2 separate regions of the Homo sapiens genome follow, and region 1 is linked to region 2. A link is a loop called in an ENCODE intact Hi-C map of the cell type or tissue named here. Cell type or tissue: PC-9. All regions are shown on one strand.

What was found. Hi-C counts contacts between places; a loop is a spot of excess contacts. Peaks named below come from ENCODE experiments on the same cell type or tissue, not always from the same donor. Only the 100,000 strongest peaks of a DNase experiment are listed, where the experiment ranks them.
Region 1: it touches region 2 in a loop (2.2-fold over the local background); 17 of 110 quality-filtered maps call a loop at or near these places.

Annotation. Positions count from the first base shown.
Region 1 is chr3:52,931,229-52,939,228 of GRCh38, forward strand. SFMBT1 (Scm like with four mbt domains 1) reads right to left here. Exons shown (of 21, transcript NM_016329.4): 5 at 3,585-3,673; 6 at 834-1,080. Among named protein-coding and RNA genes, the nearest start is that of STIMATE-MUSTN1, 38 kb to the left of the region's middle. RefSeq lists an enhancer at 2,231-2,400 and a silencer at 3,505-3,799. In PC-9, a CTCF peak has its summit at 3,586; no DNase peak of the experiment used is centred here.
Region 2 is chr3:53,036,726-53,044,725 of GRCh38, forward strand. The region is part of intron 1 of SFMBT1 (Scm like with four mbt domains 1); the gene reads right to left. Among named protein-coding and RNA genes, the nearest start is that of SFMBT1, 5.3 kb to the right of the region's middle. RefSeq lists an enhancer at 181-350. In PC-9, no CTCF peak of the experiment used is centred here; DNase peaks (open chromatin) are centred at 3,756 and 3,986; H3K4me3 peaks cover 1,087 bases; H3K27ac peaks cover 828 bases.

The DNA.
Region 1 (8,000 bases), 110 kb before region 2:
CAGCTTGGCTCTATGAAAATACCTACAGTAAGATCATAATGATTGTTGTAATCCATAAAATTGTAATATAACATCCAAATTGGGGCACATAATAATAAATGCAAATTGATTTAAACAGTAACTCTAGAAATACCAATATTATTGGTATTTCTTTTAATCAACAATTTGCTGTGACCCAATTTTCTATGTACCTAGCTAAATGCTCCCTAGATAATTTTTTATTTTATCTTGGTCAAGGGTCAGTATGGGTTGGCACAGTAGTCTATGAGGTATATCAATATGTGTGGTAAATTATAAAAGCAATAAAAAGAAAAGAAAAGTAGGCACTTGGCCAGGTACGGTGTCTCACGCCTGTAATCCCAGCATTACGGGAGGCTGAGGTGGGCGGATCACTTGAGGTCAAGAGCTCGAGACCAGACTGGCCAACATGGTGAAACCCCATCTCTACTACAAATACAAAAATTAGCCGGGTGTGGTGGCATGTGCCTGTAATCCTAGCTACTGGGGAGGCTGAGGCACAAGAATCGCTTGAACCCGGGAGGCGGAGGTTGCAGTGAGCTGAGATCATGACACTGCACTCCAGCCTGGGTAACAGAGCAAGACTCTGTCTCAAAAAACAAAACAAAACAAAACAAAAACCAAAAGCAGAACAACAACAAAAAAGAAAAATAGGCACTTAATTTAACAACTCCATATAAACTGTTTTGTAATAGCTCTATTATGAGAACTAACAAAGGTTTTCATAATATGCAGAATATATTTTTTCAGCCTCATAGATATTAATAACATAGCATGTTAATGTCACAGAAGAAAAATGTCCTATTACTCTTCACCTGAAGGGGGCTGAAGCTCATATCCCTGTTGAGCAGCCCAACCAACGTGATGAAGAAATGGATCCAAGTAATACAACCAATGTTCATAATTGTCAGAACTTTCAAGTCCTTCATAACGTAGCTTCAGCCTTCCTCCAATGTTTTCTACTACAGTAACAATCCAAGTGCTTAAAGAGTCCTGGAAAGCTTGACATTCTAGTCTGGATCCTGGAGCAATGAGATCTAAAGGATTCCTCCCATTACGGAGCTGTAGGATTAAAAAGTAAAACAACCCAGTAAGAGAAATTAACATAATATTTTTGAAAAGCCAACTTATAAATGATCTCAAACCAGCCTTTGTATTTTTTACCCATTCAAAAGCCAGTGACACTAAATTGTCTATCATCATACAAGCCTCTTACAGTATTATTTCTAGGAGATATGAAAATGTTTATCTTAAAGAAAATCTACCTATAATGCAGTAAAATTACTCTAACACATCTCTATCTCTAGGACTATGTTATGTAGTTTCATTTAGTAAGAATTTTTAAAATATCATCATTCCTCATCTATTATAAAACAAATATGGTCCAGGCATGGTGGCTCACACCTGTAATCCCAGTACTTTGGGAAGCTGAGGTGGGCAGATCACTTGAGGTCAGGAGTTCGAGACCAGTGTGGCCAACATGGTGAAACCCCGTCTCTACTAAAAATACAAAAATTAGTCGGGCATGGTGGTAGGCACCTGTAGTCCCAGCTACTTGAGAGGCTGAGGCAGAAGAATCACTTGAACCCAGGAGGCAGAGGTTATGGTGAGCCAAGATCATGCCACTGCACTCTAGCCTAGGCAACAGAGCAAGATTCTGTCTTTATAAAAAATTTAAAAATTTAAAAAAAGCAAATATCAAAATACCATCATCATCATTAAAGAGAAAAAATCAAACAAAAGTCAAAGTCAAAGTCACCTGTAATCCCACCTCAAAGAAAGAACCACAAGAAACACTTTGGCATACACTCTTTTTCTCCATACAAGTCAATATCCACCTCTGCCAGTCTGTCTGTTCCTATTTTTTGAAAAATGGAAACACTGTATACTGTTTCTTAATTTGTTCTTCATTTAGTACATCATAGGTATCTTTCTATAATAGCACATATAACTCTTCCTCATGTTTTATAGTATTTTATGATATTTTACATTGTAAATGGGCAATAATTTATCCAGTTACCTACAGATAGTATTTCAGTTGTTTCTGGTTTTTTATTGATGTCACAACAATGTTCAAATGAACAGAGTAAAAGCTTTTGATTACAGTGATGGAAAGGAAAAGTTTAACTCTCACTATCTAGAAGTATATTAAAAACTACAATAAAGAAAAGAAATTCATTATCAAGTTATCACTTAATCATTTCTAATACACAACCTTACATTTTTTTCCTAGTAAAAACTGCTCTGTGACACTTACATATCCAGATATGCAAAGGGACATATGAAAAAGTGGAGGAAAAGATTTAGAGCTAAAAGTCAGCATGGCAGAGTCATGGTCAAAAAAGAGTAGAATAGTTTATCAATTCATCCATTCATTAAAATGTTACTGAGTTTTTAGTATGTATAAGGCCCTGGCTAAGCATAAATAAATGAGTCAGAGTATAAAAAATAAAAACCAGTTTGAAATAGAGTATTCACCAATCAAAATTTAAAAGGGAATGTGAATGGATGACAGAAGTAAATGTAACCATAAAACTCTTAGAAAATACAGGAGTAAATCTTCTTGACCTTGGGTTAAGCAAAGCCTTCTTAGATATGATACCAAAAGCACAAGCAACAAAAGAAAAAAAGATAATCTGGATTATATCAAAATAAAAAATGTTTACGCTGCAAACAATAAAAAGACAAACCATAGAATGGGAAAACATATTTTCAATATTTTGAAATGCATGTATATTTTGAATGCATAATACATTCAACTCAATAATAAAAAGACAACCCAATTTAAAAATGGGCAAAGAAATGTCTCCAAAAAGGATACAGAAATGGCCCATAAGCACAAAAAAACATACTCAACATCAACAGTCATTACAGAAATGTAAATCAAAATGAGATGCCACTTCATACCCACTTAGTCAGCTATAATAAAAAAGATAACAAGTGTTGGCAAGGAAGTAGAGGGATGGGAACCTTCATACATTGCATTTCACATATGCCACAAATAATTTTACCAGTATGACAGAAAGTGACAAGATATAACTTAGAAATGTCATAACCAATAAATCCATTTCACAAAATCAAGAGATCTATATTCACTAACAAGCTTAAAGGCCACACTAATTTAAAAGGACTGCTGAAAAGCAGGTGGAAGGCAGAAGTGCAATAGATCCAATGTGTTCCAAGCAAAAAAAAAAAAAAAAAAGGGTGGGTTGGGGGGACTCCAAGTCACCTGGTGTGGGAGTTACAAATGTCCACCCTCAAGCAGAATCGACCTCTGCTCAGTTTCAGAGTGAAAGCCCTCAGAAGGTCCTATTTTCCAACTGTATAAAAGAATCTGGGAAATTAGATTTTTTATGTGTTAGCAACTAATTCAGAAAATATTTAGGCACTAAGCAAGCCACCAGTTTGCAACCTCTGAGGGTAAGTTTAAACTTCCCAATACCTATGCCTATGTCTCTAATAATAACGTTTATTTTCTTCAGAGTGGTAAATAAGCAACCGATTTTAAGATTCTTTGAAAGATCAGATGGGTTTTCCATGCTGATGTGGCATGTAGTAATACTCACGCCCTCTAGCAGCGGAACAGGAGGACTACATGCTCCTATCAGGGTCTGCCGCAGAAACTCATCCCAGTCAGATACTTTATCTCTGATGCCTAGATGAGGGAATAAATGACTGATTACTCAAAATGCCAGCCACAGAATGCAGAGAAACCGAAATCAGTGGAGATGGTTTAAAGGTATTTCACATTTTAAGATCTAAGAGTCCAACATACTGCTTGAGAGCTTGAAAAGATAAAACAAAATAAAACCAAAAATGCTTCTCTAGATGGAGCTACTTTCTGGTTAGTTTATTAAGAGTTGTATACAAAACAAAGAGAATAGTCCCAACTACCTATTCCTATAATTTTACCCAGAAGGTACCTTACTTTATTTTTTATGATGGAAACTTTCAAACATACAAAAAGAAAAATGATCTAATGAATCCTAAGTGCCCTGGCGTCAACAACTGTCACCTCATGGCCAATCTGTTTCATCTAAACCAGGATTTACAAGCTACAACTCGAGGGCTTAATCCAGCCTGCTGTCTGTTTTTGTTAATAAAGTTTTACTGGAACATGGCCATACCCATTTGTTTACATATTGTCTGTGGCTGCTTTCACACTACAAAGGTAGGGTTTTAGCAGCTTTGACAGAGATTGTATGACTAGTAAAGCCTAAAATATTTACTATCTTGCCCTTTACAGATAATTTGCCAATGCCTGGCTTATACCCTCACACTCCACCCATGCCCAACCAAGGATCAGTTAGAAGACAATTCCAGATAGCATATAATTTCATCCATATATATATTTTAGTACATATTTCTAAAAGAAAATATTTTCTTACAAAACCACAATAACAACATCATACCTTTAAAAAATTAACAATAATTCCTTAATATCAAATATCCAGTCTATGTTCAAACTTCCCCAATTGTCTCATAAACAGTTTTGTCAATTTGTTTGATTACATCAGGACCCAAGTGAGACGCACGCATTGCAAATGTCTCCTTGATTTCTTTTCATCAGTAGGTTTCTTCTCCTTCCTCCCCTCCCGTGTCCCTACTCTCTCTTTTTTTACTCCACATTTATTGAGACCTGGCCTTTGTTCTCTATGGAGTTTTTTAGAGTCTGATTTCATTGGTTACGTCCCTGTGGTGACCAGTTGTTCTACTGTTCCCTGTATTTGCCATAAATCAGTATTTAGAGCTAGAAGCTTGATCAAATTCAGGTTAGACTTTGCGGGGTGGTGAGGGTGAAAGAATACTTCACAAGTGGAATAAGTTATACCCTTCCCTCAAGAGCATGAAGAGGCACATATGGTCTGGCTGTCTCTCCCTTTGTGACATTAGCAGCTTTTAACGGTTACTACATAGATGCACTGATTCATTACGGGCTCAATGGTGATATTCTAATTGTATTATTCCTTCTTCATTTACTAACCAAAGAACTTCCATAAAGAAAAATTTCTCTACATCAACTATTTGATTATGCTGAGGTAGATTTCATAGAAAGAAGGCTTTCTTTGAACATATACTTGATTGTCTTTACTCTTTCTCTATATTTACCACCCTTTAAAATAAACAGTTGATTGGCAGGCATCTTCCAAGAGTGGCTAATGAGGGTTTTGTTTCAAAATTTCACTATGAAGTCATACATTAAAACAAATACATTTCAAGCCATTACAGCTGTTGTCCTTACGACACTCTATCTTCAACCAGAGGCAGTCTCTTCAGGTTGGCTCCTGAGACCTTTTGGCATGACACTAGTAAAGAGCCACTGATAACTTTTTTGCTTTTTGGTATGACAAGATGTTCCAGGATCATCTAGGAAATTGCCTGACCTAGTGCAGGACTCAGCTACTTCTGCAAGAAGCCCCAGTTTATTTCCATGGAAATGGTATTTAGAGACCTGGGCATGCTCATTGTCACTGGGTTAGTGTTTCTCGGCCTTTTCAGTGTCTAGAGTTAATGCATTTCTTCTTCTTCTTACATCACAATACTTCCAATACAAATTCAGAAAGATAGTGCTTTCATTTAACTCATCCATCTAAGCTCTATTTCCTTTCTATAACGCTGAAAATCCTAGTTCTCAATTACACATTTCTTTTTTTTTTTTTTTTTTGAGACAGAGTCTTGCTCTGTCCCAGGTTCACGCCATTCTCCTGCCTCAGCCTCCTGAGTAGCTGGGACTACAGGCGCCCGCCACCATGCTTGGCTAATTGTTTGTATTTTTAGCAGAGACGGGGTTTCACCATGTTAGCCAGGATGGTCTCGATCTCCTGACCTTGTGATCCGCCTGCCTCAGCCTCCCAAAGTGCTGGGATTACAGGGGTGAGCCACCACGCCCGGCCACACATTTCATTCTTTATTTGCTTTTGCCTACCATATACAAACAACTATTTCAAAGTAACAACATTAAGTCTACCACCAACAGTAGGATTACTAAAAATAGGTTAAGATTTTTTCTTTGCATTTTTTTTTGTTATTGTTGTCCTTAGAATATATAACCCTAACTGGGGACATACTTTCATATTTTACTGTATTTTTAAGTCACTGAAATAGCTCCTCTTTGTGTGGTTATCCCATAAGCTCCATATACAGTTAGGTTTCCTTGATTTTTAGGAATTGCTTTCTAAACATTTAATTTTGCTTTCTAGTTGCATAAAATATTTACAAGGTTCAAAAGTCAAATCTACAAAATAAAATAAGGTACATTCATAAAATTTAGCTTCTATTCCTACCTCCTTCATTCTTTTCCCTTCTTTCCCCATAGGTAACTTTTTTCTAAATGATTCATTCTTTTTTTTTTTTGAGACGGAGTCTTGCTCTGTTGCCCAGGCTGGAGTGCAGTGGCACGATCTCAGCTCACGGCAACCTCCGCCTCCCGGGTCCAAGTGGTTCTTCTACCTCAGCCTCCTGAGTAGCTGGGATTACTGGCACACACCACTACGGTTGGCTAATTTTTGTATTTTTCGTAGAGATGGGGTTTCACCATGTTGGCCAGGATGGTCTTGATCTCCTAACCTCGTGATCCACCCGCCTCGGCCTCCCAAAGTGCTGGGATTACAGGAGTGAGCCACTGCGCCTGGCCAACGATTTACTCTTTTATTTTGAAAAAAATAAGTTCACACACACACATTTGTATCATCATATCCTTGAGCTCTCCTCCTCCTCAAGTCTGTACACATTTTTCTTTTTTTCATACAATAACATATCCTGAGCCCACTCCTTGGTTGTATGCAGACCCTCCTCCTTTTTATTGCTGTCTATAGCTGCTTTTCTTACAAAGTATCCTTTGTCAGCTATCAAGACTGACAGCTGGTTTCTTTTCTACTGGCAGTTGCCTGTACATCTTTGTCCTTTTATTTTTACTTTTTCGTAGTCTCTCTGCTTAGGTATGTCTCCTATACAGAGGACAAGAGTGGATTTTGCTTTATGAGGCAATCTGAATTTATTTGTTTACTTCTAATAAAAGAGTATGCCCAGTAACACTTATTGATATTATTAATATGCATGGCCTAAATTTCATATTGTTAAATGTTATATACTTCGTGTATATGTAGTTTTTTTTACTATGTGATCTATCCCGTTTACACATATAGTTTCTCTTTCTAAGTCTCTTTCGTCATATAGAAAGGTTCTTATTTTTGTTCTACGGATTACCTTTATATAACACTTTTAGTCCTCTCTATTTTTGGACTACTTTCTATTTTGTTGTTGTTGTTTCTATAAACAATACTGAAGTTAGCTATAAGCCCTTCGTTTTCTCTCCTTCAGCATCTCATTTCAGGTACTATCCTTTTACTCCCAGTTAACATTTAAATAGTTATATTACATGGCAATAAAGCTGTTTTTTTTTTTAAGACAATTAGTGGGCTTATACAACTATTCACGTTTTCCCCATTCTTGTCCCATATTTTTTATAGTAATAATGTAACTACATTTTCAGAGCATACAGCTATTATATACCACAGTGTCTCCCTTACAACCATCATTTAGTTTAAGTTCTATAGCTATACATATATTTAATGTTTCACTACCATTTCCCATGCTAATGTTACCTCATTAATTTGCTCAGCTGAAGCTCATTCCCTAGTGGACGCCTTAGGAAGGGCTCATGGGAACAATATTACTTAGTTCTTACCTGTTCGTAACAGTTTGCATATAGCCTTTAGATCTGAAGTTCAGTTTGGCTAGATATAAAATCCCTGTCTCATATTTTCTCTTTCATTACATTTCTTAAGTACATTACATTCCATTGTCTTTTGACATAAACCATTGTTAATAACTCTGATGAAAATCTTGTTTTCTTTCCTCTATAAGAAACTTGGTCTTTCTCCTAAATAGCCGTGGTATTATTTTTTGCTTTAAAGTTCAATACTTTCATTAGAACAATTTTGATGTAGCTGCCCTCATTTGATTTTCCTACATACATAGTA
Region 2 (8,000 bases):
AAAAGGTTACAGAAGGCAAAGACAGAAAGGTCTGCCTCAAGACAGGTCTTTCTGGAGAACCTGAATTCTCCTCCAAGGTAGTCTATATCCAGGAGCAGAGAGAGGCACTGGCTGGAAGGCTGCAGGTGGCTTACGGGGCCACAGAAGGGAAAGAGGGAAAGAACAAAGTGGATTGGCTAGGGAGCAGCTCAAAGATTAGACAGTGGGTCCAGGCCTGATGGGGCTGGGACTCTGGGAGAAAATGAAGGTCACAATGAGATAAAAGACGAGGCATAGGGAGAACAGGGAATCCTCTGAAGGAGGCTGTAGAGAACCCAACATTTCACCAGCACACTATTCCGGAAAGCACTCCTGTCAGACAAAGTCAATAGAAAGCCAAAAACAGGAGTAAAAGTCAATGGCTAGGAGAGGAGCTAGGGTGAGGGCAGTTGTGTCTTACCGCCCTGACTGGCTGCGGGATCATGCAGCCCTCCTCAAGCACTTGCTGCAGAAAAGGAAGACTCTCCCTAGAAGGGGAGGCCAGAAGAGACCACCCAGCCCTCTGCTTCCCTTGTCATAGCCATTCCTGAGAATGGAGCCTGACAACAAAGAAAGTCATTTGAAGCTCTTCTCTGTTGATTGAGGAGCCCAATTGAATACTTACAGGAAAACTGGGTACAGATAATGCCTAGGAGAAGATCTAAGCCTGTTTCCCAATTTGCATATGGTGTTATTCATATTAACGATAAAGAAAACTACGTATTTTTAAGTGCAACTATAACTTGATTGAGGACTGGAAAGCCAACATTAAAAGAGAAATAAAATTAAATTAATATTAATTACATTAAGAGATCAAGGGATTCAGATGTTTTAATACCATCATAAACACCTATAACAACAATAATACACCCGAAGTTTCTCAAATTTCTATCTTTAGCTAGACCACCCAACCCTGCTCATTTTGCTCAATGATAAAAATGAAAACCAGGCTGGGCATAGTGGCTCATGCCTGTAATCCCAGCACTTTGGGAAGCTGAGGCTAGAGAATCACTTGAGGCCAGAAGTTTTGAGACCAGGTTGGACAACACTGAGAGACCCCATCTCTACAAAAAATGTTTTAAAGGCCCGGCGCAGTGGCTCACACCTGTAATCTCAGCACTTTAGGAGGCCAAGGCGGATGGATCGCCTGAGGTCAGGGGTTCAAGACCAGCCTGGCCAACATGATGAAACCCTGTCTCTACCAAAAAATACAAAAAATTAGCCAGGCATGGTGGCAGGCACCTGTAATCCCAGCTACTCGGGAGGCTGAGGTAGTAGAATCACTTGAAACCAGGAGGCGGAGGTGGCCAAGATTGCACCGCTGCACTCCAGCCTGGGCAACAAGAGCAAAACTTTGTCTCAAAAAAAAAATGTTTTAAAAAATTAGCCAGGTGCTGGGGCATGCACCTGTAGTCCTAGCTACTCAGGAGGCTGAGGCAGGAGAAGTGCTTGAGCCCAGGCACTCCAGTTTAGACAACTGTCTCCTACCCTGTATCTCCTCCCCTAACCATTGACTTTTACTACCGTGGCTCTATGCTCTATTAGACAACATCATGCCAAAGAAACTGATACTTTCTCAGAAAAGCCTTACTAACTCTAGGAAACAACTAACCATTCTTAAGAATTGAATAGTAACACAACGCACAATAAAAATCAGGCTTCATGACATTTACTGTCTATTCTTCAATGGTTTCCAGAAAGTCAAAAACATCCTTGCCATGAAGAAAGGACAGTAATTAAGAGATGGCCTCCCCCCGGTAACAAACAGTATTAGGAAACTCATCCCACATTTACTACATTAATACAGCCATTAAAAATAATAATGGAGGAAAATATAACTCTTTAACCATTCTGAAAGTACATACCTGCTCAACTCTCTATTACCCTTAACTGTCAAACCTGCTTTCTCTCCAACCAGGATTGGACATCTATATTTCACAAATACAGAATTAAAGTGATACAGCAAATCTAAAATACAAAGCATTAATTAGGTGGTATCATTATTATGTAAGTCATTAAGCCTTTTTAAACACGTACTAGTTTTCTATCAATACAGAAACAAGAGTGAAATATGGCAAAACCTCAACTAACCAGAACAGCTGGGGATTGAGTCACTGAATATGCCTTTCAGATAGGTGAAGGCTTATTTACAATTCTGAACACACATATTTTTTTGGTTAACTGTTCTGGACGACATGCTTTGACACAGGCCCACACCACGAATGTCAGTGATCACACAGTAAGATGGCATCCTGAGACCCAAAAGGCCTTACTCCTTACTCAATGTTACCCTGGACTCCTGCAACCTTTGCTTTTATGTTCTCCTTGTCTTCCACCCTGCTGTCACAATCTGCTCTGTTTCTTTTGTTCGAATAAGCAAGTGTGCCCAAACTGTATCTAAGGACAAGGTACCTGGTTCTCTAGGCTCTGCTGGGCACATACGGAGTTCTTCCAAGGGAGGTAAACAAATCCTAGCAAACAGTATTCTGTGACCTGACCTCCACTTTACCTGCTGTGGAAGTCTTTCAAATAATTTACTTCCTCAAAAAAAATTCTGACACATGCTACAACATGGATGAACCTTAAAGACATTATGTTAAGTGAATTAAGGCAATCACAAAAGGATAAATACTGTATGATTCCACTTAGATGAAGTACCTAGAATAGTCAAAATCATAAAGACAGAAAGTAGAACAGTGGTTGTCTAGGGTGGGAGGAGGGGAGTTGGGGAATCCCTGTTTCATGGGTACAGAGTTCCAGTCTGGGAAGATTAAAAAAGTTCTAGAGATGGATGGTGGTAATGGTTACACAACAATGTCAATGTACTTAATGCCACTGACCTGTACGTGTAAAAGTGGTTAAAATGGTACAATTCATGCTATATGTATATAACTTACCACAACCATACGTTTACAGAGTCTCTCTCTGTTGCCCAAGCTGGAGTGCAGTGATGTCATCTCAGCTCACTGCAACCCCCACCTCCTGGGTTCAAGCAATTCTCCTGCCTCAGCTTCCCAAGCAGCTGGGACTACAGGTGTCCGCCACCACACCTGGCTAATTTTGGTATACTTTTTTTTTATTTGATTTCATTTAAGTTCCAGGATACATGTGCAGGATGCGCAGGTTTGTTACATATAAACATTTTTAATAATAAAAATTTATATCCTCATTATATATCACTATGTTCTAGACAGGCAATATGCTAAGTGCATTGGTGTGATCACCATCTAACCACTCCAAGAGGGTTATTTTATGACGCAAGTCAAAATGAGACCAAAAGGTATCTTAAAGTTACAATTCAAAATTACCATATACTATTTTTAACACAGAAAAAGCATATTTTAGAAGAACCGATCCTTAAGAAAGAACACTAGAAAAAACTGAGAGACAGGAAAGCACTCTAGTCTGGGGAGCAAATTAATGTGAACAGAAATGAAGAACCAGTGGCAGCCCATGGGCAGCCTTACTACTGAGCAAATATTCCATAGTAGCCACCTCAAATGCTTTTTTAAAAACTCTTCAGGGTATAAAAAATAATAATTTGGAATTCAAATCTGAGTACTTGTTGGCTAACACTTTAAATTGAATATCAGCAAGAAAAACTCCTGAGGCATTTTAGTAATTGCTAAATTTCTCATCCCAGCTCATGTTGTCATTCCAAATGTGTGACTGTCCCACACTTTCAACTGCCAACAAACCACCTTCCAACTCTCATCTAAGATCCTCTCCAAATACCATCTCAGACAGAACCCAAGTTTCCCAGATAAACAGATACTGACACTTAACAACCCTATCTGCCCCACATCAGTTTAATAATTAACCTTTCTCTAGACTAAGCAAAAACATCAAAAAAGAACCAATGCACCAGACCAGTATGCCAGTTAAAAAAAAAAAAAAAGACCCAATGCACACAGTACTGTGCATCATGTTGGAAATATCACCTTATAGCCTCTCTCTGCATAGTGACATGCTTGGCTCACTGAAGTTACTCAACTGTTCAAACCACAGAGTTCAACAGGTACTTAACACATCATTTAACACACAATATACAGACTACTTTTTTTTTTGTTTTTATTTATTTTTTTGAGACAGGGTCTCGCTATGTCACCAGGCTGAAGGGGTGTGATCACAGCCCACTGCAACGTCTGTCTCCCTGGCTCAAGAGATATACCTGCCTCAGCCTCCCGAGTAGCTGAGACTACAGGCATGCACCAAGACACCTGAATTTTTTTTTTTTTTTTTTTTTTTTTTTTTTTTTTTGTAGAGACAGGGCTTCCCTATGTTGTCCAGGCTGGTATCAAACTCCTGGACTCCAGAGATCTGCCTGCCTTGGTCTCCCAAAATGCTGGGATTACAGGTGTAAGTCACTGCGCCCGGCCTATTTTTTGTTTTTAAATAAATTCCTTGAGTGACTGCCTGAAGACAAAAGAGAACTAAATAAGGTTATAAACATCCTCTTGAATAAAAGAAAGAATAATTACATACACGTTTTCAGGTGTCTCTGAGTTAGAGGAAAAGGTTTACAATCAAATCATTAAGACTTATGCAGTGAAGTCATATGATTTTTCTATTAATAATGTGTCAGTGTTCTTATCCTTCCTCCCCCTTTTGAAAAGTTTAAACATGAATCTGCAACAACCTGACCACATTCTTTCTATTTTAAATCATTTTCCGCGAGGCGCGGGGGCTCATGCCTGTAATCCCAGCACTTTGGGAGGCCAAGGAGGGTGGATCACCTGAGATCAGGAGTTCAAGACTAGCCTGACCAACATGGTGAAACCCCATCTTTACTAAAAATACCAAAATTAGCCAGGAATGGTGGTGCATGCCCATAATCCCAGCTACTTGGGAGGCTGAGGCAGGAGAATTGCTTGAACCCAGGAGGCAGAGGTTGCAGTGAGCCATGATCGTGCCATTGCACTCCAGCCTGGGCAACAAGAGTAAAAGTCTGTCTCAAAAAAAAAAAAAAAAAAAAAAAAAAAAAAAAATTCTTTTCCAATGAGGTTAGTATCCCCTGAAGAATGGGAGACTCCTATCAAAATCCCACTCCCCAAACTCTAATGGTTTAAAATCTCGCAAGTAACCAAAATCCCCACACACTTTTATCCCATTTAATAACTATGTATATACAGAAATATTATTTTCAAATACAAAATATCCCAGTTAGGTAACGAATGCTATATACTAAAAGAAAAATACTCTGCCATAAGGAAGTTGTATCATTTACTCATTACAAGTTCTTTTATTTTATGTTATTCCAAAATATTGGTTATAAGCCAAATAATCCAAGAAAGCAAAATTTTGGAAAATTATAAGAGAAAAAATGTAACATTAAAAATATTAAAGATGTAAAATGTCTGCCTAAATAATGGCCTTTTGGTTTTTGGACTGTATCTATTTACTTAATGTGAACATAACATGACGCCAAAATAAAAAGCCAATGAAGTTTGTATAGTTCATCTTTTCTACAGACTTTAGAGTTAAATGATACCTGCTGCTACACCACCATTCCACAGCTAAACCCAGTCTAGGTATCACTGTGAAAGCAAAAGTATACTACAGAAGCAGGAAGATTATGGATAGGCAAATCATACTGGGTTGGTTGGTTTGTTTTTTGAGACAGTGTCACTCTGTTACCCAGGCTGGAGTGCAGCAGTGCAATCATAGCTCACTGCAGCCTCGAACTCCTGGGCTCAAAGGATCCTCCCACCTCAGCCTCCTGAAGAGCTGGGACTATAGGTGCCCACCACCGCGCCTGGCTAATTTTTTTATTTTTTTGGAGACACAGGGTCTCCCTTTTCTTTCATCCAGGCTGGCCTCGAACTCCTGGTCTCAAGCGATCCTCTTGCCTAGCCTCCCAAAGTGCTGGGATTATAGGCGTGAGCCACTGTGCCTAGCCAGCAATCATTTTTAAAAGGAAAAATCTGAGTTTACAACAAAACAGCAAAAAAAGGAAATTCCCTTTCATTGTGTATTTTGTTTCTCGTGTATCTCTTTAGTTGCTTCTCTTAAAAATGTAATAGATTTTAAATTAAACAATCTGATCACATAAAAGTCAAGAAATTTAAAAAGAGCCACAAAAAGAAACAATGTATCAATAATAGCTAAGTCATCAATTACTCTCTTGGCTAATGAGGCTGTGAATCTTGGGTGGAGTGACCAAATCCAGCTTAGTTGCTGGTCAGTCAGTTGGCTGGCTAGCTTAACACGGGAAAGACAGAATTATTCAGCGAAATCATTTCACAAAAGAAAACCTTTTAACTTTGTGGACTATTCCCCATGGATCCCTACACCACAGGCCTTAGAACATTCCCAACTTTTATCACACAGATATCTTTGCAGTAAAAAACACAAGCCTTTGTTAGGAACTAACAAAATAAGAATTCACTTACAACATCTAACCCATCTCCTTTACAGTAGGAACAAGAAAAGGCACAAGACGACATTGGTGAAGGAAATGCAAATTGTTGCAGCATTTGCTTCAGTGGAGAATATTTAAAAGTCCACCTTCCTAGAAAGAGGGTTAATAAAAAAAAAAAGGTATCTTAGTCATGCTGATTTTTTTAATCACACCTGACATAATTTTTAGTTAACCTTTTGTTTTTGCTTTCATTGTTGCACTTTAAATGATTTGATAAACCAGCTGACTATCCTGTATATATAAGTCAACTGCTGTCATTGAAAAGGTTGTTAAAGCTTTACGCACACATTCTTAATTCACTTAACTTTAAGAAACCAATTTTCATTCAATTTTCTCAGCAAATTCTAGGCATTAAGAAACTGATTCATCTACTGACACCTTAAACTCTAACTTGTTAGGAAAATTCATGATTCATTCTTCAAATCTGTTGTCTACAAATATATAGTACCTATATTCTAAAAATGGGAAGTCATAGATTAATACCATTGTCTGTGAACATAAGGACTCCCAAGAACTACCAATCGTAACCTGCAAAGTATTGCCCCCACTGAAAAGTGACCTTCTAAGAAGTTCCTCAGGACAGAATTTTAAGTTATTCTGGATTACAAAAACCCTAAGAATCATTATAAAAGCAAAGGGTCATGGCCAACACGGCCATAACTCCAAGTTTACATACAAGCTATCCTCAGTTTGTTAGTATTGCCCCTTTAACCCTCAAAAGGGTCCTGTTTTGAGGCAAAACTCATCTGTGGTGACAGAAGTCAGAATTGTGGTTGCCTTGGGGAGGGGGAATGTGTTTACTGAATGGAAAGGATACAAGGCCTGAAAATGTTCCATATCTTGATCTGAGTGTGGTTATCAGGGCATATACATATATAAAAAGTCATTGAATTGTACCCTTAAGATCTTTCGGTAGGTTATACATACCTCCATAAAAATACATTGTTAAAAATCTATTCAAATAATCATATAAAACCATTCTGGATCTAGCTACCAAGATGTTTTTTCCAAATGAATTTTAATAAAGACACACATTGCGAGCACTTTTATGTAGTACCTCTCAAAATATACACTGTGATTTCTAAGAATCTTTCAGTTAAGAAAGCCACCGAATTTTCGAACTGAAAGCACCCCCAAACATCATCTGTTTATCTTAATGTTGCAAATAAGGAAAATCAAAGCTACAATGGGTAAGAAATGTGCCCAAGATAAGGCAGTTAGTCAATGACAACGGTAATAACAGAACTGTTTCCTGATCTCTGGCCGTTTCTACCAGGCCGTAACTTTTCTGACATCGCAAACAAATCTTAACTCCGAATCTACCTACGGCCTAATTCAACAAATGCCTCAAAACGCTAGTCAACAGGCCTCAAAGTGTACACATGAAGACACATCTTCCTTCATCCTCTCGCCAGTTGACAAATTAATGATTACACGTTCAGGCATTTTACCCAGATGCAATAAAATTAAGAATGACATCTTAGAAAATGTGGTTCAAGAGAAGACATACGCAGGGATTGACAAAATCCATCTTACTTCCTTTCGAATCTCTTTGATGGTT